Linked DNA regions of Mus musculus: all the other regions are linked to region 1. A link is a loop called in an ENCODE intact Hi-C map of the cell type or tissue named here. Cell type or tissue: left cerebral cortex. All regions are shown on one strand.

Region 1 (8,000 bases):
TAGACTTGCTGCATGGCTTTGGGAGATAGATCTCCTGGAGATACTATTGTAGTCCCTCCTCGCCCCGCTTCCACACCATCGTAGTGGTTCTGTAAGCCAGTAAATTCCACACAATAACTTCTGTTCTGCTTAAGCTTGCTTTTGTATCTGAGTGGGACAGATCACAGTGGCTCTAACTTTAGTTTTACGCTATGCAATTCAGTAGCTGATCTATCACCTAACTGCTGATTTCAAATGTTACCTTCATTCCACATCAAATCCTTATTTATTTGAAATTACTAAACTGATTTCTTCTTATTTGTCCTCCTTCCAACAGGACCATATTATTTTACTTTGGAACTTGTTCTTATTCATCCTGTGACAACTCCTCACATATGCACACAGGGTGGTAATTGTGTCCATCTCCTGTCGTCTCAACCCCTCCACTTGGAACTCCTCTTCCTAATACCCATCCCTTCTGTTTGTACTTGATACCACACCATTTTAACAACTGTAGCTTTGTGGTAATTTTTAATATGTGTTTGGGTAAGTGCCCCCTTTCCAATGAATTCATTCAACGTCTTTCTAGAAACCGATGGCCTTTTCTAGGATATGAATACTTTTGCTTTCTTCTAAATATGTTTTGGTTGAGTATAAATTGAACTCATAAAAATTAATAATTAGATGTATTAAATGTGCATTTCCCCCATTGTAGCCACACCCATTTTGCTGAGTGAAGCTACATTTTATATAGTGCAGTGGCCAGGCCTCCTTCTGATGCATAAACAGTGTTGACCAGTGGGGTCTTGAAAAGAGGAAATCCCTATGTGGAAGAAATCTCAAGGAGGCCCAGGTATCCACCGGGCTCCATTCCTCTTTGACTATAACACAGCACACACTCACACATCGTTGTTCATTCCTTCAAGGCTTCAAATGCTCACTGTGATCTTTTATTCCATACTCAGCCACAAATGATCTCACCATTTTCCCAATGGAGCTAACCCAAATTTATCAGTAGGAGCCTCTGTTCATTGTGTCTAAGTCTCTTCCTGTTATTTATCCCTTTTGTTTGTTTGTTTTCTTTAGTGTGTGTGTGTGTGTGTGTGTGTAAGTGTGTGTATGTGAATCGCATGAAAGTTTCATTTCAATATAACACCATTGGGATATATCAGAGAGCTTGTAACGATTCAAAGAAATGGAAATATCTAGAGTTGATACTCTAAAAGTAGAGAAGAATGTTTCCTACTTCTGTCTAAGTGAGGCTATACTCATCCTGAGGAACAGCTGGCGACAAGCTTCAACATCTGTATGATATACATATGTATGACATGCTAGCAAACACTCTGTGGTGCAAGGAACAGGAAGTAACTTGAATTAACGTAATGAACAGATGAGATTTTTACTATGATGGTAAAGGAGATACTGAGGCAGCCTAAGGGCAGAGTGTCTGCTGCCCAGTTCTTGAGTTCCTTTCTCCTGTGTATAACTCTTTTATCTGTACTTGCATATGGTTCTTTTTTTGCTGTCGATTTGGAGTCGGTTCTTGGATTAAAATGACACATGGCTTCCTGTATTTGGCACCTGTTCTTCCCAATTCTATTGCCTTGAACTCCTGAGCTCCATCCTCATAGACCCTGTTGTGTGAGCACTTTTGCTACCTACTTAGCTACTCGCTGTTCTGAATCCTTGAGTTTTTGCTTTGGCGTGCCCTCAGGTTTTGCCCAGTATTTACATTCCCCTCCCTCCCTTCCTCCCTCCTTCCTCTTCTCCCTCCTTCCTTGCTTTGTTTCTATTGTCTCGGCAAATGGGCCATACCTGACATTTTTATCACAAAATGAGGTGTCTGAAACTGCTTTGATATGAAGGTAAATGGCTTTTCAAACACATATGTGTATGTGTTTATATACTATATATGTATATATATATTACACATAATATATATAATAGATTCTTCATATCATTTCCTGTCTCCTGTGTTGGGGTAGGTATGACAATAGACAGTGCAAACTGGCTTCGGTGTGGTGTCTGCTTGGAAGAGGGGGAGGGCTGGTTCGTTCAGATTTGGCAGTGCCATCCTCAGCCACAGGACAGTGAAGACACAGTCTAGTTGGCTCTCTCACTTCAGCTTCTTGGCTTCCAGCTACAGTGACTCAGCTTAGGGGTTTATAGAAGAGTGAGTCAACCCAAACTATGGAATGAAGTATGGTTCTTGCATTTAATAAGCTTAGTCATCCTGGGCATCTCCCAGTCTGTCTGTCATATCCAACCACACAGCTTTATTGTTCATTATCTGCTGTTATTATGAGGCCATGGGTTAGCTCTTGTGTGGGTCTGTAAGAGGGTGAGTTTAGTCTTCAGTACGAAACAAAATAAGATGTCTTTTGTTTGCATAATGGTGGCATCGCCATGTTCCACTTTCCTGGCATTTAGCCCGGGATTTTTTTTCTCTCTATGAAAGATAGAAAGGTTGGGTTTCTGCCACTTCTGTCATTTTAGGGGTGGGAGTGTGAGGGAAGTTACATAACACACTGTGGAAGCTGTTCTAGAAGAAATTGTCTTTGGCTGTAGGCAGGGAAAGGGGTATTTTGTGAGGTGGATGTTTTTGTTTTCAATCAGAAAATCCCTTTCCCTATGGTCACTTCTTATTACAGATAACACATCGATAACCATGCCATTTGCTGTTTGTCAGCATGCTGTCGGTCACTGAAGGTCGAAGACCAAGGTCAGTCAGAATGTATCTCTGGGCTTAGGGGATAGCTCAGTTAGCTGAGTGCTTGCCTGACAAATGTAAAGATACCAGTTTGATACCCAGAACCTGCGCTTAAAAAGCTGGGTGTGTTTGCACATTTTTAAATCCCAGGTGGATTTAAAAGCAAGCAAAGACAGGTGGATCCCTGAAGCTTGTTAGCCAACCAGCTTACTGGACTAGAGCATTTCAGGCCTGTGTGAGATTGTGTCTGGCCCCTACCTGTAGATACATTCATATGCACCCTTATACCTCTACACACACACACACACACACACACACACACACACACACACACACACACACACACACTGAGCTCTGACTAGTAGATTTCTCCCCTTTTCTCCAAGTGGGAAAAGTTTTGCAGTGCTGGCGACTTTGGAGAGAGAACTTGCTGGTTAACTAGTTGGAAGATTAATCGCTTTATTCTTTCAAGGCGCCTTCTTCCACATATGTCGACTTTTGAGCTGTTGTGGGCAACTGCTCAACTCCCAAGCTGATGAGCTTCTCATATGCTTCTCAGCCGCTGGTCTCCAGCCAAGCGTCGAATCATCTAACGGAGTGGCTGCCAGGGCCTTTTCTGTGTGATTCCCCACCACATGCCCACCCCTCCGCATTTCTGGAGACTTCTATTTCTCCTGAATATCCTTGTCTGGGAAAGATTATCTTGGCAAAGAAGCAACGGCATTGGGAAATCAGAGAGGCAGCTTCTTGGTTGATGGGCAGGGGTGGTGCCTTGCTGAATGTGGGCAGCAGCAGTGGGGAGCTTGGAGCGCCTCAGTCCGTGAGCGGTACATGTGAGCTCATTCCTTTCCTTAGATGACTTCAGCCACTTAAGGCAAAGAAGGATATCTGAGAGGCCTGAGAGGCCGGTTCCTCAAGCTGACCAGTCTTTTTCTGACAGAGCCGTGAGAACTACCCTGAGATTCAATGCATGGTGTTGGGAGCACTAAACGAACAGTTACCAACCAGGCCACGGTAGAATTACTCTTTAACCTTTGTGTGTGTGGTGTGTGTGTGTGTGTGTGTGTGTGTGTGTGTGTGTGTGTGTGTGTACCATGGCTATAGGTAAGAAGAACATCTTCAGGTGTTCTCTCCTCTCACTTTGTCCATTCTGGGGATCGTTAGGCTTGGTGGCAAGCACCTTTACTTCCTGAGCCATCTTGCCAACCAAGCCAAAAGAATTTGCATGTAGCTGGGCAGTGGTGGCACATGCCTTTAATCCCAGCACTTGGGAGGTAGAGACAGGAGGATTTCTGAGTCCGAGGCCAGCCTGGTCTACAGAGTGAGTTTCAGGACATCCAGGAGTATACAGAGAAATCCTGTCTCGAAAAACAAACGAACAAACAAAAACAAAAACAAAAAAGAATTTGCATGCAACTTGGGTATGTTAATATATAAACATGTACATATATCAATCATTTCTTGATATACTTACTTTAAAGCAACTTTTAGAATATATCTAATTTTCCCATTTATTAAAGATGGAAACCATTTGGGTACTAATGAGATGGATAGGCCTGTTTAGTTTTACACTGTTAAGTCATGGATAAACATCTGATACTGCAGGATGTGGAATATCTTAAACATTTTTCAGTTTATTAATATTTCACAATTGTCAACTGCTTAGCATGTATTTTGGCAATTTATCCTGCTACCAATCTTATTTACAATTATTCCCCAAACCAAAGCATTCACTCCTTTTAAATTTATTTATTTACCAAACACTGCTCACCTGCCTATTGAAAGGCACTGCTGCAGATGCCAGAAGCACATTTGTGAAGGCAACAGCCAAGGTCCCTTTCCTTCTAGTAGAGAGAGCTCACAGTGTTCACGGACATAATATGAACACCATGATTTCTTTAGTTGTGGGTTGCTTTAACGGAAGCTGAGACAGGAGGATCACTAGTTTAAAGTGAACCATATAGCAAGATCCTTTCAATATATAATAATCTAGAAAATAGATAGATGATGGATGAATAGATGCATAGATGGATAGTAGGAACAGATGTTATAGGTAATAAGGCGGTTGTCAAAGGTGGTGTCCCAAAGGAAGAACATTTTCCAGAGACTTGAATGTTAATCTGGTGTATGCTGAGTCTAATAATATAGCCACAAGTTGTTAGGCTTCCCCAGTCTCTCTACACACCACCCAAATCTTCTAGACTAGCCTGACTCAGGGATGTTTCCATTGCCAAAGTAGGGGAGGAGCAACACATCTCCTCAGCTTCTCTGTGACTTTGCTAGCATCATTGACTAACGCCAATCACATGGCACCATGACGTAAGATAGGAAGGACCTGGAGAAAGTAAGGGATGGAGGAACCACAGCATCATTGTCGCCAACCAACCAATATGCTGCAGTTGATTTTTGTGTTTTTGCTTTTGACCAAAATAGTAAACATGTTTTAAGACTTGCTTTCCTTCCTTTTCCACAGTAGACTACTGTTCTATGCTTGTGGATACAGTAGTTTTATGCTATTGGATATAGTCTCGACATCTTCTCCAGCTTCTCTGAGAATAAGAATGAGAGCCTTCATGGACCTCGCATCTGCAGAAGGTGCCTTTTCCTTGGATGCATTATTACTGTGCAGCAGCAGCCATTGTTGGTTCAGTTGGGCCCTCTCTTGGTGCTGTGGTTTGTTTCAGACATCTCCTATGTTAAGGTCTCTTCCATTTGGGAAGCTCTGGGCTGGCCAGTATCAGGCACAGCTGTAAGCTTTTTCCTCCAGTGGGCTTCCTTTGAATAGGAACATTCAAACGACTGCAGACTTCATGTAGTGGCAAGGTAAAAGCAATGACTACATAGATAAATATCCAAATGAGGAATGCTTCACCTGCAGGTACCAGTACTCACTAGCGCAATTCTGACCAATCCAGATAAATTGCTTACTATATCAGACAGTAGATTCTTCATCTGATTTGTGGTTAAGTTGGAGCCAGTCATTAGGACCCTGGGAATGGAGTGAAGGGCTGGAAGAAGCTGACTGCAGAAGGACATTTCTGGTTCAGTTTCGCCTTCATATGCTTCTTGTCTGGGAAGAACCCAACGAAAGCGTAGCCAGGAAAGATGGCTCCCACTTTTATTACTTTTATTGTTCATTTGTGATCATGTTATCTGCCAGCAGGACCCCTCCCATTTGTCCTCTTCCAAATCGATAGCCAATGAAGCTCCCATGTGGAGATAAAGACATATATTTCTTCCTCTTCTGTCTTGAACTGGAACTGATTTAAACTTCAGACTCTAAGCCCCACACAATTACCCCGCAGCCCCTGCCACCAAAGACTACCAAACACGAAATCCTCAAGTTCAGGAATGGAAGTCACTTCACTTAGACTCAGCACTGTCAGTTCCACTGTGCTCATGGCCTCTTGGTCAACTTTTCCTTTGTAGCAAAATGACAACAACAAAAAGATTATCAATTTAAAAATATTCCTCTTCAAAAGGAATCACATCCATCAGAGGTCACCTGTTGGTGCTACCAAGTCTAGAAGCCAACTGCAGCAGATTTTCCCCTTGCTCCTAAGCTTGCTCATAGCAGCAGCAGACTTTCCTCTGCTGTTTTGCCTTGCTCCCAAGCTTGTTCTAGCCCTCTATGATATGATATCTGGTATGTCTATGATCGCTTCAGAAAGATATTTAGATGTGAAGGGAGGTTCTTCTGAAAGTTCTCAACTAAAAATATCTCCAGACAGTTATCACACTGCTACCTCCCCTCACCTGTTCCCAGAGAAGAAATGCCCCAGAGATAAACGGCTTTCAGTGGGATGATCCAGCCTTAAGGATTCCAGGTTCACAACTATTTCAGGCAAATTGCCCACCTTGCACCACTGGTCCACAGCCATAGATTCTCCAAATGCCGAAGCTCTTAAACAAGAGTTTCTATCTTTGAACTTAAGGTCTAGAGAAGTTGAGTGATGGTTTTATTCCTTTCTCTCTCAAGTTTTGGTGGGAAGTTTATCCCTCCTTCCTGCCTTGGAACTTCGAAAAGCCATTCTAGGCCCTGTATACAGTGTCATTGGTGAAGGTCTCAGCATATTCAGGATAATGGAAAACTTGGCTGGAATTTCATTTGATTGTTAAATGATGAAAGTCATATCACCACTAGAATTTTTTTAAAAAAAATGGCATTATTTTGGGATATATTAACTTTAGTTAACCAGTACCATTTAAATGTAAAGAGCCTGTGTAAAATCCATTAGGCACTCACATCACAAGAGAGAAATCCTGCAGGGGCTACTCTAGTGTCATAAGTATTTTTCAACATTTGTGTTATTTCCAACTAAGCTACTTCATTTCAATTGAACTATCTTATTATTTGACTACAGTAGATGTAGAGTAGAAACTTTGTGGTCTAAAGCTGAATAACCTGTGATTTGAGCAGCTATGCCTCAGATGTCACAATCCAAGACACATACAGATGAGCTCTGAGATGCAGTGATGTTGCCTATCATCGTGGATGCCCAGGTACCATTTCTCTGCTGTAAAAAGGTCACAAGATCCTCTTGCTACTTGTCCCATTCTGAAGGATTAATTGATCCACTTGGAATGTTCACAGCAGAAAGGAGAACAAGGAAAGGATGCCCCGTGGAGTTCTGTATTGAGACAGCACTGGAAATTTGAGAAGACTCTCCTGGGTGACAACAGAGATCTTTGGGGTCCAGTCATAGACAGTAGTTACTCTCCAGATACCCTATTAAAGTGGAAATACTTCTAGAGATATTCAGTGCTTGAAGCACTTAAAGAACCTGGGCTTTACATACCCAAGTTCCTAGACTGAGTTTATAATAATTTAAAAGTTCACGTATGTCATGGGAAAGTGGCTGAGCTCTCAAATGTAAGTGATTTCAAGGATTTGAGTAGTGGGCACATCAGAGGTGACCAGTGTAAATCAAACCCTTCCCAAACACTGTGTCCTGCATAAGCTCTCGGGGTCTTTCTCCAAGGGCCTAAAAATGACCAAAACCAGAACGCACTTCTGCTTTGAGTCAAGAGATCATGTATTTGCCAACTACTGGCCTTGTCACTTCCATAGTCAATTTTCTTGCTCATAAAGCAAGATCATGTATCTCTCTAAGCCTGTCTTTGAATATTCAAAATTATCTAAACCTGCAGAGGTTCTGTATAGGCCCCTCTTTGCCTTTGGATACAGTTTCATGGTGGGTTTGTGGTTATTTTGTTTTGTTTGTTAGAACAAACTCCACAAGGCTAGAGACTTACTAGGGCCTTCAGCATTGAGTCTTCCTGGCAGCTCATCCATTCTCTTGTTATAATT
Region 2 (8,000 bases), 130 kb after region 1:
ATGCAAAAACAAAGCAAAATGTTGCTTTAGGGTTCATTCATCATGGCGCATGGCAGCAGCAGCAGAGTCTGAAGGATCAGCCATGGTGACAGGAAGTCACAGGGTCCAGCAGCTCCTGGGCTGAACTTGAAAAAGTGCCTCCCAGCCATGACCTTGTTTTTCACTCAGATTTCTAGTTTACGTATTTAGGCTTGTGGTTGATTTCTAGAGCTTCACACTCTTCTAGAAAATTCCTCATAGCATACATTAGATAGAGCTGGTGTTGGTTGTTGACAGTGAGAATGACAGGCAACAAAAGGGGCGTTTTGGGGGGGTTGTTTTGATTTGAGCTCTACCTGATGCTGTACTTTGTACTGTCCCACAAACAGAGTTTTCATAGGCATAAAAAGTTGTTACCATAACTCCTCACGGCCCAGCACTGGGTTCTCCCAATGTGAAGTTCAAGTGATTGGCATTTAGCTACCAAGTATCATTATTTTATAACACCATGTATTGTGCCCACTCATTGGTCCCAGGTGATCTCCCAACAGCCTCCTGGGCATCAACCATGTTTTGCATTTTTAACTGAGACTTCACAGAAATCTTAAGCTCCACCATTGAGTTTGGTCTCATCATGGCTTACATGCTGGGCCTTGCACTACATCTCACAGCTGAGCCAACTTTAAAATGTGACCTATTTTATGGTGCAGTACAAGCCAAGGCCTCTGAGTCCTTAATATGGGGTGGGTGGGTTGGTTGGTTGGTCTAACATTGAATGTAAGTCAATTGTAGCTTGCACACGTGGGTGTCACGTGGCCTTAGCCAGACCCTGTCAGGGCTCAAAGAGGGTCATGTTTGATTTATGTGTTCTTGATAGCACCTAGCTTTTTATTTGGATTTAGAGATAGCTTTAAACACATCAATCAAATGAGCTGTTTTAAAATCTTTCTTCTCAGCTGTCCCTGGTGCCAGATTGTCTAACAAATAGAGGCATAGACAGATGTAATTTGTGGCTGGTGGAGACAATTCTGTGTCATGCAGCAGGCCAGCTGATGGCACAATCCACAGCCTAGTCCATGCCTGACTCACAGGCAGTAAGTAGACTTCTAACTCATACCCAGATGGACGTTTAACTCCCCCACACATCAAGTAATGAAGGTTTGCCGCAGAAGATTGATGTAAACATTTGTTTGAAACTTGACAGTTGAACTTGGCATTGTATGATAACACACTTTTGCATATCACACTGTTCTTACTGGATTAAAAACTGATGTCTATGGTAACTTGCAAAACAGAACTTGGGCAAAATAATAAGCAGGATATGTGATATCTCATGTATGTACCAGAGACACATAAACAGACACTCCAGTCCCAAACACTTCAATAGGATTACAGTGTTTCTCTCATGATAGCAGGGTGAGAGAATAACCAGGATTTGTGTGCAAATAAAGCTCAGACATAAACATCAGGAATGAGATAGCCCTGGTTTCTAACAGAATTTAAGGATAAATATTTGTTACAGGGCTTATAACTGGCTACTCACTACAGTGCACAAAAAGCTTATTTAAAGTAACTTTTTAAAAAAGAAAATGGAGAAAGACTGTTTTAACAGGAAGAACAGAGGGTAGGAAAACTATAGAGTGACAGGAAATCTCTTTCTCAGAGCTCAGAAAGCAGCAAATACTGACCCTCACTATGGAAATGAGGTTTCTTCGGGTTGTTGCACTTTGGGATATGAAGCACAATGAAGAGCTACTTCTGTGACAAGGAGCCTGGCACTGACCAACTACTAGTGACTAGAGGAATGCCTTATTTCCAATGTTCTTTAGTTTCATCTTGACAAGGAAGTTAAACCCAAAGCACTCATAGCCCCCAGTCTTCCTGGCAGGTCCTGTAGGGTGCCTGTGTGCTTGATTGGCAGGGTCTAGTACAGCCTGAGGGCTCGGTCCTATCCAGATGTGTCAAAGTTTTATTAGGAACACCTGGGTCCCTAGGACACCCTACTGGGTTACCAGGAAATTTGGGTAGGAATGGGTTGGTAACCTTCATACTTTACAAAATCAGCGCTGCTGATAAAAGAAGTGAAACTTTGAAAGGCTGGAGTCCTGCACCTGTCCTGGTCGCTATTAGCTAGCTGCATGGGAACAGCCAAGAGAGCTGTCAGGAGGCCTGTAGACCTAAGCCAGCTGTGCCCCATGGGGATTTAGAGCACAGCTGTGCACGTGCCTAAATTCCATTTCTCAGGTGGCGTAAGTAAATGTCTCTGAAATATGCAGCATGACCTGTGGGTACCACTCTCTGTCTCTCTGCGTATGTAGTGCAGCAGGCGTCAGAACCTTCTTAGGGAGCCTGAAGTGAGGACCAAGGTCTTAGGTGAGGTCAGGGTCCAGTTGTTTACTGGGATTCCAGTATTCGCATGAGCCCATGAATGTGGTACGAGGACGGTAGAAAGTGGGCTGGGGATGGTTGACAAGTTTGTTTTGCCAGGAAGGAGGTGGTGTAAGGGGACATGCTTAGCTCTGTGACTGCTCTACCAACCTCCTTTATCCCAGAGGGACACTCGGATCCAGAGGACACAAGCTAAATGGGACATCAATTGACCTGATTCACCTTTAAAAACTAAAATTAGAAAACTAAGTGTTCTAATGATAATTATTGTTATCAATGGCATGAACAGGGCCTCATTTATAGGCGGAGATAGTAGAAATATTTGTTTGCAACAGGGCCTTACTACACAGCCCTGGCTGACCTGAACTTCTCATGGAGACCAGGCTGCCCTGGAACTCACAGAGATCTAACTGCCTCTGCCTCTTGAGTGCTGGGATTAAAGGTGAGCCCCGCCATGCCTGGCCTACTTAGAGAGTCAATACTGTTAGGCCAACCAACCAACCAACCCCGTATTCAGGACTCTGTAATACACAGATCTGCAGATTTCCATCTTTATTTTTACTATTATGAATTAGTCACCTTAGGTACACATTGTGATGCTTGGTGCCCAAGTTATGGTGTTATTTTTAATCTATACCCCATAAAGTCGTAATACATGGGGTTATAGGCCTGAGAGACTTTTGGAAAAGGTGGGGAACATGAAGAAAACCCTCTAAGTTGATGAAAAGATTGAAAATTTCAATCACTCTCAAACGTACAAGTTTCCAGGTCCTTTTCTGTAATCATTTTGAAATAATTCCTTAAGTTTTCAGAGCATATCCTATAAATATGAAATATGTTCCTCACAACTAGGGAATTACCAGAAGGAGTTCAGGAAGTGCTATTTATGAATATAAGATATTAGAAGCAACCTACGTTTCCTGTTAACATGTCATTTCTTGGCTAAATTATGATATATTTATACAGACCTAGTAAGTCACGTTGCTGAGGAAGATGTAATTACACGGTGATCTGTTGATAATAGAGTGTTTTTTTTGAAAACCTAATAAGCTTCTCTGGGTTCTCTTCTCATCAAATGCATTTACATGAAAATTGGCAATATAAACATGTTGCTATTGGTTTCTTATCAAATTATACTTCATTTCCTCAATTTTTACCACCCATATTTGGAATGAAAATAGCCAACTGTTAATCATTTTAAATGTATTATTTCTGAATTTTATGCGGCCAACTAGGGTTCCTTCAGGTTGGCGGCGCCATCTGCTGATCAACTCGTACACGTAGAGTACAGAGGAAGCCAGTATGTATCAAAACCAAACGAAAAGGATTGAGAAGAAAAGTGGGGAAGAAGCAGGAATCCTGTGGAAGGCTGACATAATTTAACCCTTGCATGGGTACCACTAACGCCCCTCAGCACAGTTGAGCATAAGCTTCATTGTTTATCTTTTTGCTGGGCCTTGTTACTGGACCATCTTTAATTCACAGTTCATGGATGCTGTCAAAGACAGAATAGGAGCTACAGTCAGGAGTGCAGGTGAGAGAGCAAACTGTAATGACCAGTAGGTCCGAGGCCCAGGGTAAAGAAAAAGAGCCAAATAAAAGATGTGCGTGTGGGAAGGGGCGCGTCAGACTGGCTCAGATGTAAGGTCACGAATGGGGAGAATTCTTCAGCACAGGAAACTAGAACAGAAGATCCTGATGGGTGTTTTCTGTAGGCTGGAGCATCCGACACAAACAAGTGTGCCAATAGCTTATAGGGAGTAATGAGAGGTGTTATTTCTGCTTACTTATTATAGATCACCTATATTTTTTGTTCACAGAGATATAATAAATGATTTGTCCAACACTTTCTCAATTCCCAGGGACACTATGTTTACAATAATTCTCAAACCTGTCCACCTTGCTAAGGAGGGCAGATCCACTAATGTATTAGTACTAATGCACAATAAACTTGTCAGTAGTCAATAGCGCCTTGTGGTGGTTTGAATGAGGATGCCCTTAGGCTTCGTATATTTGCATGTTTGGTTCCCATCTAGGCTGTTTGGGAAGACTTGGGAAGTGTGGCCTTGTTGGAGGGGTTGTGGGCTTGAAGAAGGTGTGTCACTAGGGGTGGGTTTTGAGGTTTCAAAAACCTACACCAGGCCTAGTGTTGCTCTTTTTGCCTCCTGCCTGCAGATCAGGATGTAAGCTCTCAGTTACTGCTCCAGCACCGTGCCTTCCTCCCTGCCACCATGCTCCCTGCCAATTAAATGCCTCCTTTTATACGTAGTCACAGTCATGGGTTTCTCTTCACGGAAACAGAACAGTGGCTAAACTTCATCTTAGCAACTCTGACATCCATTCTACAGCTTTACAAAGGCCCCAGGTCACAGGTGTTATAATTGCCCCTACATAACACAGGCATACTTATGTATTTGCAGTCTCCTGTCCCCTTGCTAGCTCCACATGGTAGTAAGCAGTGATTTTGTACCTCACCAGTATGATCCCTTCTGTGTGCAGATGCCCTCTGATGCCTCCAGCCATCTATTACGGAAGACTACTTTTTTAGAATTCTCAGCTGTATGTCCATTCACTTTATAGAAAAGATAGGTGTGAGCCTGTATTAGGAGTAGATCGTGGACTGGTCTCTGTTGGTAGGGTGCTTGCCTAGTATGCACAAAGATTTGGATTCGATCCACACCACAGCATCAAGCTAGGATTGATGGTGACAGACTCACAATCTCAGCACTCAGGGATATGCTCAGCCTTGACAGAGAGGTACAGATAGACAGACAGACACAGACAGACAGAGAGTAGGCTTGTACAAACCCATGCATGTGCGCGTGTGCACACACACACACACACACACACCACACACACAGGCCTGGTCTGTTTCTGTGACCTGTAAGCAGAATTTACTATGAAGCATCCTGGTTGACTCTATGGAGTTGTTCTCTTTAAAAAAAATATATAATGCTGGGGCTGGACAGATGACTCAGGGGTTAAGAGCAGTGGCTGCTCTCCCGTAATCCGTACCACCCAGCTCACAACCATCTGTCACCTCAGTGCCAAGGGATCCATTGCCCTGTTATGGACGTCTCGACATCAGGCACTCACATGGTGCAGAGCCATATATATATAGCTGAAACATACATGCACGTAAAATAAATGATAAATAAATAAATAAACAAACAAATAAAGCGTACAGGTGAGGTTGAGCCTTGACATGCTAATCCAGGGCCTGACACCTAAGCTAGGCCAGGAGGGATGAAGCAGCAGGATGTGATCATCTTCATGTGGAATTTCCTCACACACGTGCCTCCACACCGGGGCAGTCTGATGATTGTAAAGCAACTGGACAGCACACGTAGATTGGGAGTCATATGAAATGCATGACGTGAAGAATCTGGTGGCTGTTTCTTGGGCAGGAGGAGTATAAGGCTTGGCTTGATTGACCATAAAAGTTCTACTTGTTAAGAACAAGTTGGGCCATGGTAACTGAGCAGAGCTAGAACATAAAACTTGTTTTGGAGTACAAGAAGATCTTAGAGACACAGTGTGTCCTTAAACCTAGGCTACTCAGCCTCTGAGAATGTCGATGTAATTGTAAACATGTCTAACTCCATTTCTAGCAAGTGCTGATCATAAGGAGACTTATGTCAAAACTGGTACTGCCTTCATGGTCATTTCTGTTACATGTTCAACACTGTCCAAGAATATTTGTGGAAATAAACAATTAGATTAGTCCCATTTTATGAAAGTCAGCATACACTCACAATGACATTTAAGTTTAGATAAACAGTCTATATTTTTAATTATTGATGAAGTCAAATAGGTTTTTCAGTAATAGTTGAAAACATATTAAAATGCATCCTGTACAAAGAAGTTCAGGAGAATTTGGAGAACCAAAGGAAGTTGTAGTAGTAAAAATTGAGGCCTCCCAATATATGTCCTACAGATAAACATCGGAACGAAAACAAATGAGCTACATAAATCTCAAAACAACTTCCATATGTGAACTTCATATTTTCCATACACTTAGAAAAAAAGTGAAGAAAAAGTACTCCTGAACTATCTCACAGTAATGAGGAAAATGCTTCGGAAAGAATGCTAAGTCTTGAATCTGAAAAGCCCCTCAAGTGCTTGAGCTTTTGGTCCCCAGCTGGTGGCACTGCTTTGAGAAGTTGTGGATCCTTTGAGGCACAGACTGACTGCAGTGGGCCTCATTTCTTTGTCTTTTTTTTTAAATACATTTTTATTAGATATTTTCTTCATTTACATTTCAAATGCCATCCCCAAAGTCCCTATACCCTCCCCCTGCCATGCTCCCCAACCCACCCACTCCCTCTTCCTGGCCCTGGCATTCCCCTGTACTGGGGCATATGATCTTCGCAAGACCTCTCCTCCCATTGATGGCCGACTAGGCCATCCTCTGCTACATATGCAACTAGAGACACAGTTCTAGGAGGTACTGATTAGTTCATATTGTTGATCCTCCTATAGGGTTGCCGATCCCTTTAGCTCCTTGGTTACTTTCTCTAGCTCCTTCTTTAGGAAGAGAGCTATAGGTGTTCCATCCTATAGATGACTGTGAGCATCCACTTCTGTATTTGCCAGGCACTGGCATAGCCTCACCAGAGACAGCTATATCAGGGGCCTGTCAGCAAAATCTTGCTGGCATATGCAATAGTGTCTGGGTTTGGTGGTTGTATATGGGATGGATCCCCAGGTGGGGCAGTCTCTGGATGGTCCTTTCTTCTGTCTCAGCTCTGAACTTTGCCTTTGTAACTCCTTCCATGGGTATTGTGTTCCCCATTCTAAGAAGGAATGAAGTATCCACATTTTGGTCTTCATTGTTCTTGAGTTTTATGTGTTTTGTAAATTGTATCTTGGGTAGTCTAAGTTTCTGGGCTACTATCCTTTGAGGCACAGACTGACTGCAGTGAGACTCATTTCTAATCCACACTTTGGCTCTTAGCCTACCAGGATGTGAACACATAGAACAAACAGTTCCCATTGCCATCAAGTCCACGGTGCCTTCTTCCCCACTGTGATGGACTAAGCCTACTGTGCCTGAAGAATGGATCCTGCCTCTGGCAGCTACTCACAGTGGCAGATACAGGGAGCAAAACAGTCTGGGAAAGAGTTGAGACTGGGAAGGAGTCAGCAGGTTCGTCGGTGGACTGCAAAGGACTCCCAACCAAAGAAAATGACCTTAGGTGTGAAATACTGGAAAGAAGTGTTGCCCTTACGAAGGACTTAGTAATGGGCACTGGATGAGATGAGTCAATCGTGAGAGCCCATCTTTCAGAGAGCTAAAGGATAAAGAGATGGAAAATACACTCTAGTTGGAAATTCCCTGAAAATGGGAAAAAGAGGCAAAGCCTAGGGGTTTGGGAAGCAGGAGAAGAGGAAGTCAACAAACTCACATCCTTCTCCAGACTCTAAAGAAAAGCAAAAGCCACCCAGGAGGAGGTCATCCATTAGACTTCCCTTCAAAGTATGTAGAGTGAGTAAAGAAAGCACAACAAAGAGGAGAGTTATATATTTTTATTGATGTGCTCATAAATTTTGGGGTTGTTTAACCACTGTATCTCTTTTTTTGTATTTGCAGATAGTTTTCAATTAATAATAAGTCAGGAATGTGATTAAGA
Region 3 (8,000 bases), 60 kb before region 1:
GAGAGCTCGGCCAAGTGTGAGGTGGGAAGTTGGGAAGGGAGTCTGAGGTTTCAGGTACTTCGTTCTTAATTAACAGAAGACAATTCTTATGCAAATTGCCCCTCCTTCTCTTTAGATGGTATGTTGGTTTTCTAGGCTGTGTAACAAATCACTCAAAATGTATAGGCTTTCAAAATAGCTATCTGCTATTTTCTGCTTTCTATAGGTTAGAAGTTAAGGTTTGTCTTGCTGGATTTAGGGTTCAGAGACTGGTAGCTGAACTCCACGCACCGAATGAGCTCATGAGCTCAAGGAGACCTGACCCGGAGACCCCGTCTCCAGTTCAGTTAGCTGGCTAGTGGAATTAATGGTTTTTGTCCGTACAGTCACCAGTCACGGCTTTTTAAAGGTCACCAGCAGGATTGCTGCTACTTCCAGTGTTGACCTATACATGATTCTTTTAGTACACTTACTAACGAGGTTCAGTTGACCCAGCTCTCAGCTGAACACCTTAAAGTGAATTTAATGACATCTGCAAAACCCCTTTATCTTTGCCATTTAACAGAGCCTAATCAAGGAGTGATAGCCTGTAGCTGGTGCCATGGTCTATTTGTGGGAAGCAAATTAAAAGCAGGTGTGAGGTTATCGCTTCAGTCTCCAAAGCCGCAAGAAAAACCAAACCAAACCAAACCAAACCAAACCAAACCAAACCAAACCAAACCTATCATCATCATCATCATGATCATCATGATCATCATCGTCATCGTAATCGTCATTGTCATCGTCATCATGCTAAAGCTCTGCTCGTGTCTATGGAAAGGGGGAGCTAGGCAGGGTGAGAGGCCACCTTAGATGTTTCCAATATGATGTTCAGTGTGTTTGGGTACTAAGGAAGAAAAAGTGGCTTTTCAACCATGTTATTTTAAGAATTGTTGTCTTACACTGAAAGACTAGGATGCAACCTCTTTAAATCTATGGTGAGTTTCTTTTTTTTTTTCCTCTTTTTTTTTTTAATTAGGTATTTTCCATGGTGAGTTTTTGTTGTTGTTGTTTTATGCTCTGTATCTAACCTCCGTGTCTTCTGTTTGAATGCATCCCTTAGCATATTTTCCCTTCTCTCAGGACTCATACTTTGACTGGTGTGCCCTTTTCACTCTCCACTTGTGTTTGAAACGCCACACCTCTGACCGTTGTTCACTCAGTACAAGCATAGTCCGAAGTTCTTTTTTTTTTTTTCTTTCCTGCTACTCACTTCCTGAACACAGTGCCACAGGAACATGAATCATGATGCAATTGTGACCCTGCATGTGGGTCAGCAATGCAACGCTAGACTCAGGCTATGGTCTGTTAAAATAGAAGTGGATCCTTCATAGTCTATAAGTGACAGTCTGGTATTGTTCATGTAGGTGATTTATATAAAAATTATTACAAATACTTGCAGAGTATAGATGGGCATGTGTTTATACCTAAACTCATATAACAAAAGAGCTTAAAACAGCATATATATTTTATATATATATATATATATATATATATATATATATGCATCACATCATAGAAAAAAGTTGAATTAAAATTAAGCAAGAACAGAGAGCCAGAGAGATGACTCAGCGGTTGAGAGCAGTTGCTTTGTAATCATGAGAAAGGCATTCAGACCTCAGCATCCACAGAACAAGTCGGGCATCTGGTACACCCCTTACCTCCAGCTCTGAGTCAGGCAGTGCCAAGAGACCCACTGGGCCTACTGACTCTCAGCCAAGCCAAGAAAACAGTGGACTCCCAGTTCAGAGAGAGACTCTGTCTCAAAGGGATGGCTATAGACTATAGAGAAGGGTACCCACACCATTTTCTGGCTTCTGCATGTGCGCGCGCACACACACACACTAATAAATAATAATAATAATAAACTACCAAGGAAAAGGGAGGAAAGGGGAAATAAGTACAATACAGTAACAAGGGGTCACAGAGGGATCTTCCCCTGCAGTTAACACAATCTAAGCATGGCTGGTTCTAGTACCCACATTCTGGAGGAAGTTTGTCATCCGCTGCATCTCTGAGAAGGAACGACATTTGCAAATGTCACTTCTGGATGTCTCCTGGGCTATAAGAGGCGTCAGACCTGACAATAGCTTTCCAAGAGGAAGAAAGCAAGCCACATCTTTGTTTTACCTAGTTTGAAAGAATGGATTTTTGAGTTTCCCATGTGTGTTGCAATTTTCTCTCCAAGTTATGTTTTCCAAATTGTCCTTCTTGACCTGGACAGACTTTTTTCAAAAATGTATGTCTAGCTCGGTATAAAACATTTGAAGTTGCTGGAATGAGAAGGCGATGATTAGCATTCCCTGATCCTCAGGAAGCTTAAGGCACATCTGGCTCCTGAGAGGCCTTTACCTCTCTCTCAGCTACAAGGAGAGAGAAGACTCTAGGGCCAGCCAAGGGTTGCCAAGTTACAATAATGGGTGTCCCCTAGCTCTGGGCCTCATGGCTGAGTCACAGAGTCTATGTGTTGTTGGCACTTTTCTCTCAGCCCTGGTTACAAAGTACATCACACACAATGCTGTTTCTTTAAAAACTGCAGAAATGCAGAAATATGAAGATAGGTTTCCTCATTTAAAAAATAGAGAGTCCTGTTGCCTATGGCTCTCTAAGGTCTTTGTGGGTGAGCCGTGGGGGTGTATGAAAGGGGGCGAGAAAAAGAGACAGAGAGAGGGAGGGAGGGAGAGAGAGGGAGAGAGGGAAGGAGGAGAGGGGAAGAGGGAGAGAGAAAATGATGTCACTTGTAGTATCCTTTATTCTAACTCTGAAGTCTGACTTTAGATCAGAAAGCACCATTGCTGTACACAGATCGGCTTCCTTTTTATTCACTGGTTCTGTTTTATCATAATTTTAAAGTTGACTATTTGATAACTTATCAAATTACAATACTGTCAGATGCTCAAAAAAGCAGGAAAAAGTGAAAGAACGCAAGGCTGTTACACTTTTTTCAGCTAAATTTTTTGTTGCTGTTTCTTTGCCGATTGATGGGGGTTGCCGCATGTGCCATTGCGCGTGCACACAGAGGAGAACTTGCAAGAGCGGGTTCTCTGGAGACTGAACTCAGGCTGCAGGCTAAACAGCACGCACCCCAACTCAGCCCTCACATCTTGTTAAGCCCTAATTTCCTCTCTTTCCGAAGCCAGTTAGCATTTCTTTATTGATACTAGGAATGAAGATACTTTAAAGAGTTTAAACTGTTCCTATCCTTTCACTTCTTTGTACCTTTAAAATTTTGTTTTAAGAAAAACGTGCTTAAAGATGTGCGTGATTGTTTGCATATGAGCATATGGGTAGGTGTGTGTGTGTGTGTGTGTGTGTGTGTGTGTTTTATTTTGTGTGTACAGTTCACATAAGATGCTCTCAGGTCAGGTTCTGGAGGCAGTATTATAGATAAATATTTTGTGTATTTCATTTTGATACTAATATTTTCTAAAGAAGATAAAGGAAAAGCATCACCATAAACACAGTTGGAGAGTGTAGTTTTACACAGAATTTAGACTCCTTGAGTCCAGAGTCAGCATATTAGCTTGATGGCTTTCATAGTCCAGTTCAATGTAGGAGCCCTTGCCATCCCCAGGAGTGATTTGGTCCTGTTTTCTTTTTCAACTTGTAAGATTGTGTGTCCCTCAGGTTCCTGGGCAAGGCAGGTGGTTAGGCTCTGGTTTCATTGTTAAGGGTAGGATTAGCCTGAGAACCAAAACAACTCTCATTAGGAAGAAGCAAAACTAAGAACAAGACACTCCACCCCCAACTTTGGGTCTTTAAGGAAGAGAAGAAATGGAGAGAGACAGTGGTCCCTTCTTACACACTTGCCATGCAGGCGTCCATTTCTGTCCCTCTTGGTAAGACTGTCCATCTGGGGAAGAGCTAAAGCAGGATGCGGGGAGAAGCTAGCGGACATTGCTGAAGACATCCATGTAGATGGGAACAAAGTTACGTAAGAACTCGAGTCATGAGAACACACTGGGGATTGATTATCAGAGCCCTCAATCCTGGGTGTGTGGATTTCCGGGGAGCCGATGATGTCAGAGAGGCTACACCCTTTTGTAGAAATAATCAAGGGGAAGAAAGGAATGTGGAGACACCTTTTGTCCCACATCTCCCACTGAAGGTAAAAGGCACTGATACTTTTCAAGCTTGGACATGTCATGTGAGTAAATCTGGTGGTAGTGGTGGTGATGATGATGGTAGTGGTGGTGATGATGATGGTGAGCCTTCCTTTCTGTGGAGAGATGCAGCAGGGGCCAGTTAAACTGCTTAACTATTATCTCCATGTTCAGCATCCCATCTTGCTCTTCATTCTACAGGGCCATCACTTTGATCCTCCTAATCAGCCTTTTAAACGGATCCTCACCATTGCCTAAGAAAGCTGGAATCTAACATTGTCACCCTTCCAAAGCCATATTGCAATCTGTCCTTCAGTCTTCAGTTATACTATTCCACCCACTTACTCTGTGCCAGCCAAAAATGGGCTTATTATTCCTTAAACATATCTTAGGCTTGTCTCTGTTCTGAGCTTTAACACAGAGGTTTGTATATCTAAAGCCAACAATGGACACATTTATTAAGATAGCCTTCCCCAAAGAAGAGCACACCAAATGGTTAGGCAATACCAAATGGGCAGTCCCGAAAACATCTATAACATTATACAGACAAAGCAAGCTGTATTTATGTATTTAAAAATATATAGGTATATATAGATTCAAATATGTATGTACCAACAATTAATGAAAAAAGAGGCCATGAATTTGAAAGAGGACAAGGAGGTGCATATGAAGGTTTATACACACACATATGTATATGTGTATATATATATATATATATATATATATATATATATATATATATATCCTCCTGCTAATATGTTTGTGGACTTTTGACTGGAAGACATTCAGAACCAATCAGATGTCACTGTGTATGTAGACTGGTGCTGATTTTCATTTGGTAAGAAAATAGAGCTTTCTGATTTTATTGTAGGGCTGATCCTGAAGTGGTAATTAACCCCTCAGAAATCTACCCTGAATCTGTCTATGGCTCCAAAAGTCTGTATGTTCCTAATTCTGTTTTTTATTGGGTTTGTTCTTGGATAGTTTCATGCACGCACATCATGTATCCCAACTGCTCTCATTCATACCTCTGATCGCTCTCCTTTCTCTGCCCACCCCTTCCTACTAATCTCTCTTCTACACTCATATCTTTTTAATCTGTATTCCTCTGGGTTTGATCAGGCCATCTGTGTAACTGTACGGTTGAAATTATCCATTGGGACTTCATGGAATCATCAGAGGGTACATAACTGAGGATGATGGCTCCCTTAGAGTCTATCAGTGAAAAGTCATTATTTTCCATGCAGCATGATTTAATGTAATATTTCTTTAGCAATTCTTTTATATAGCTACAGATACATATGCAGATAGAATAGGATACATACATACATACATAGCAGGACTATTCAACACTTTCATTATGTAGCTATGTGCATGCAGATAGCTAGCTAGCTAGCTAGCTAGATAGATAGATAGATAGATAGATAGATAGATGGTAGGATACAAAGAGAAGGAACTTTGTAGCTGGTCTTAGCTACTTTGTGGGTTCTTCTTTATCCTACTTTTTATCCAGCCAGTTTCACCCCCTATCACTAGATAGGAGAGAAGGAAGCAGAGAGGGGTGTGACAGAGATAGAGATCCCTGAATCTAATTTCATTCTTCTTGTTTCTTCTTTGAGCTGGACGACTAACAAACCCCAACCAAACCCCATGACCAACAACCACTAATCTCTGCCTATTGGGGCTCTAGCATGTATATATCCTCTGAAAAGTTGCCAGAATTCCAAAGTCACACAATCACAGAAACCATCTGCAGCTGGCAAAAACACACCTCTGCTAGAGCATGAGGCAAATCATAGTCAGCTGCTATGAGCATTGCAAAGCAGCCCCACATCCCTACACCTGGGATTAAAATGGAAGCATGTTCTTATATTTCTGGGTTGTTTTTTTTGTTTTTTTTTTTTTTTGTTTTTTTTTTGCTTTTTAAAGAAACTGAAAATCCCAGAATTCTCACGACAGAACTCAGGACATATCAGATAAATTCTGGGTCAGAGAATATAACAGAAGATCTAGATTTAAACAGACTTTTACTCTCATGGTAGTATAATGAGTGACTTTATTTTAGTTTTAGATTCTTCGCCTTGGAGATAGCATAAACACCACATCTTCATCTTCAGATGCTTTGCTAAAGAGTAAATGACAATAGAGCCCTCAGCCAGTGTCCAGCAGCCTCTTCCCTCCCTCTCGTGCTGAAATACCTGAGATTGACCATGTGGCCTTCCCTGGTTCTCACTTGCTTTTTTCCCACTCATCCCAGCTGTCCCAAGAGGCATGATTTAGCTCCGTGTGAACCAAGAGTGAACTTTTTCATGGGGAGGAGCAGTGAATAAGGAAGGACAGAGAGTCCTGGTGACATTTAAAATGGAACTCCGAGCCCTGCTGCCCGCACACAGTGGAGCCATGAAGAAACCCGTTGTTGAGATACTCTGTCTTCACTAAGAAACTTGGGTCTGGATTTTAATAGTTGGTTCAAATTTAGATTATGCCATCTTCTGTGGTCTAATGCACAGTTGAATAGGCAAACACTGGCTCCATTATAAAATTCCAGGGCTCTCTGAATGGCCAATGTCTAAAGATGGGCTCTAGGATGAAAGGAAACGCTCCTTTATCTCTTACCCTTCTGTCTCTGGAAAGAGAAAAAAAAAAAAAACAACAACAGTGAAAAATGCAGTAGCTGGCAAAAAGTCTGCCCTGTAATAAATCTCTCCCTCTCTCTCTCCCTCTCTCTAGAGAGAGAGGGAGAGAGAGAGAGAGAGAGAGAGAGAGAGAGAGAGAGAGAGAGAGTGTGTGTATGTGTGCGTGTGTTCCTTTTCATTAAAAGGCAAGGTTTGGTTTCTCTTTTCACTGTTTGATGTTCTATCACGGAAACAGGGACCAGATAGCTACATTTATAAAGAGTAAAGGCCTGTTGGAATTTTCGGGAAGTTCTCATAATACCCAAGCTCCCAGGCTCCCAGCATGGCTCTGTGAAGGGTAGTTTTGGCCACTTTTGTGGTGAAGGGGGTCACAGTGGAGCGACTTGGCCTTCTGGGTGGCCAGATGTTGGGTGTGTGTGGAAAGCAGCTGTGTTTTCATTTCTGTTTCTATTATTAAGCATGGAAGCGCTAGGATTTGTGCCTTTGTTTCTGCACTGCTCTTGTGTTGCCTTTTCTCCCTTCTCCCGTCTCTTCCGCTCAACCTCCTCCATCACTTCCGGTTTCCTGCCCATTAGGTTTTCAGTGACCTTTCTTCCCCGTGGCTCTCCGTAAAGCACATCCCTACCCTTTCTGAGTATGATAAGCATTCATCCAGATCTCAGCTGAGAAACAGAAGAGAACGAAGACGAGGGAAAGCTGTAGGAACTCGGAGGCACATCCAAACTTTTACTCTGTCTGATTGGTGGTGCTCTGGTTCTTTCTGACCTGGAAACTAAAGCATCTTCTTAACAAAATACCTGAGACTAACAACTGAAGGGAGGAAATTTTGATTTAGATAATGATGCATTGCTGTTCCGCTCCGTATCTGGGCCAGTCATGAGGATGTCAGTTAAGATGGAAGGGTTTATTTGAAGCTTCTTGCTTCATGGTGCCCAGGAAGCAGAGAGAGGCAGGAAGCTTCTTGCATTGGGGGTGGGAATAGGGGGAGCAGGAGCAACTTTTCAAAGTCACACCCTGCTGACATGCGTTCTCCAAGCAGATCCACTTTCCACTTTCTGCCATTCCCAACAATGCCACTGTCTGATGAATCAGTCCGTGGTTAGTCTATCAGTTAGATCAGAGGCCTCTTGATCTAGGCACCTCTCAAACACTGAATCCACCAACTAGGGAACAAGTCTTCATTACCGGTGCTTTCTATGGGGACACTCCTGCAGCATGGTTCTTCCTGGTGGGTAGCTTTGCC

Evidence for each region. Hi-C counts contacts between places; a loop is a spot of excess contacts. Peaks named below come from ENCODE experiments on the same cell type or tissue, not always from the same donor. Only the 100,000 strongest peaks of a DNase experiment are listed, where the experiment ranks them.
Region 2: it touches region 1 in a loop (2.4-fold over the local background); 12 of 42 quality-filtered maps call a loop at or near these places.
Region 3: it touches region 1 in a loop (2.7-fold over the local background); 3 of 42 quality-filtered maps call a loop at or near these places.

The regions. Positions count from the first base shown.
Region 1 is chr4:58,396,508-58,404,507 of GRCm38, reverse strand. No RefSeq gene overlaps it. Among named protein-coding and RNA genes, the nearest start is that of Mir3095, 41 kb to the left of the region's middle. In left cerebral cortex, no CTCF peak of the experiment used is centred here; DNase peaks (open chromatin) are centred at 1,636, 2,148, 2,440 and 3,314; H3K27ac peaks cover 2,033 bases.
Region 2 is chr4:58,262,132-58,270,131 of GRCm38, reverse strand. It overlaps the pseudogene Gm30907. Among named protein-coding and RNA genes, the nearest start is that of Musk, 20 kb to the left of the region's middle. In left cerebral cortex, a CTCF peak has its summit at 3,636 (motif pointing left); a DNase peak (open chromatin) is centred at 3,627.
Region 3 is chr4:58,456,424-58,464,423 of GRCm38, reverse strand. All of the region lies in intron 3 of Lpar1 (lysophosphatidic acid receptor 1), which reads left to right. Among named protein-coding and RNA genes, the nearest start is that of Mir3095, 19 kb to the right of the region's middle. In left cerebral cortex, no CTCF peak of the experiment used is centred here; DNase peaks (open chromatin) are centred at 1,635 and 4,436.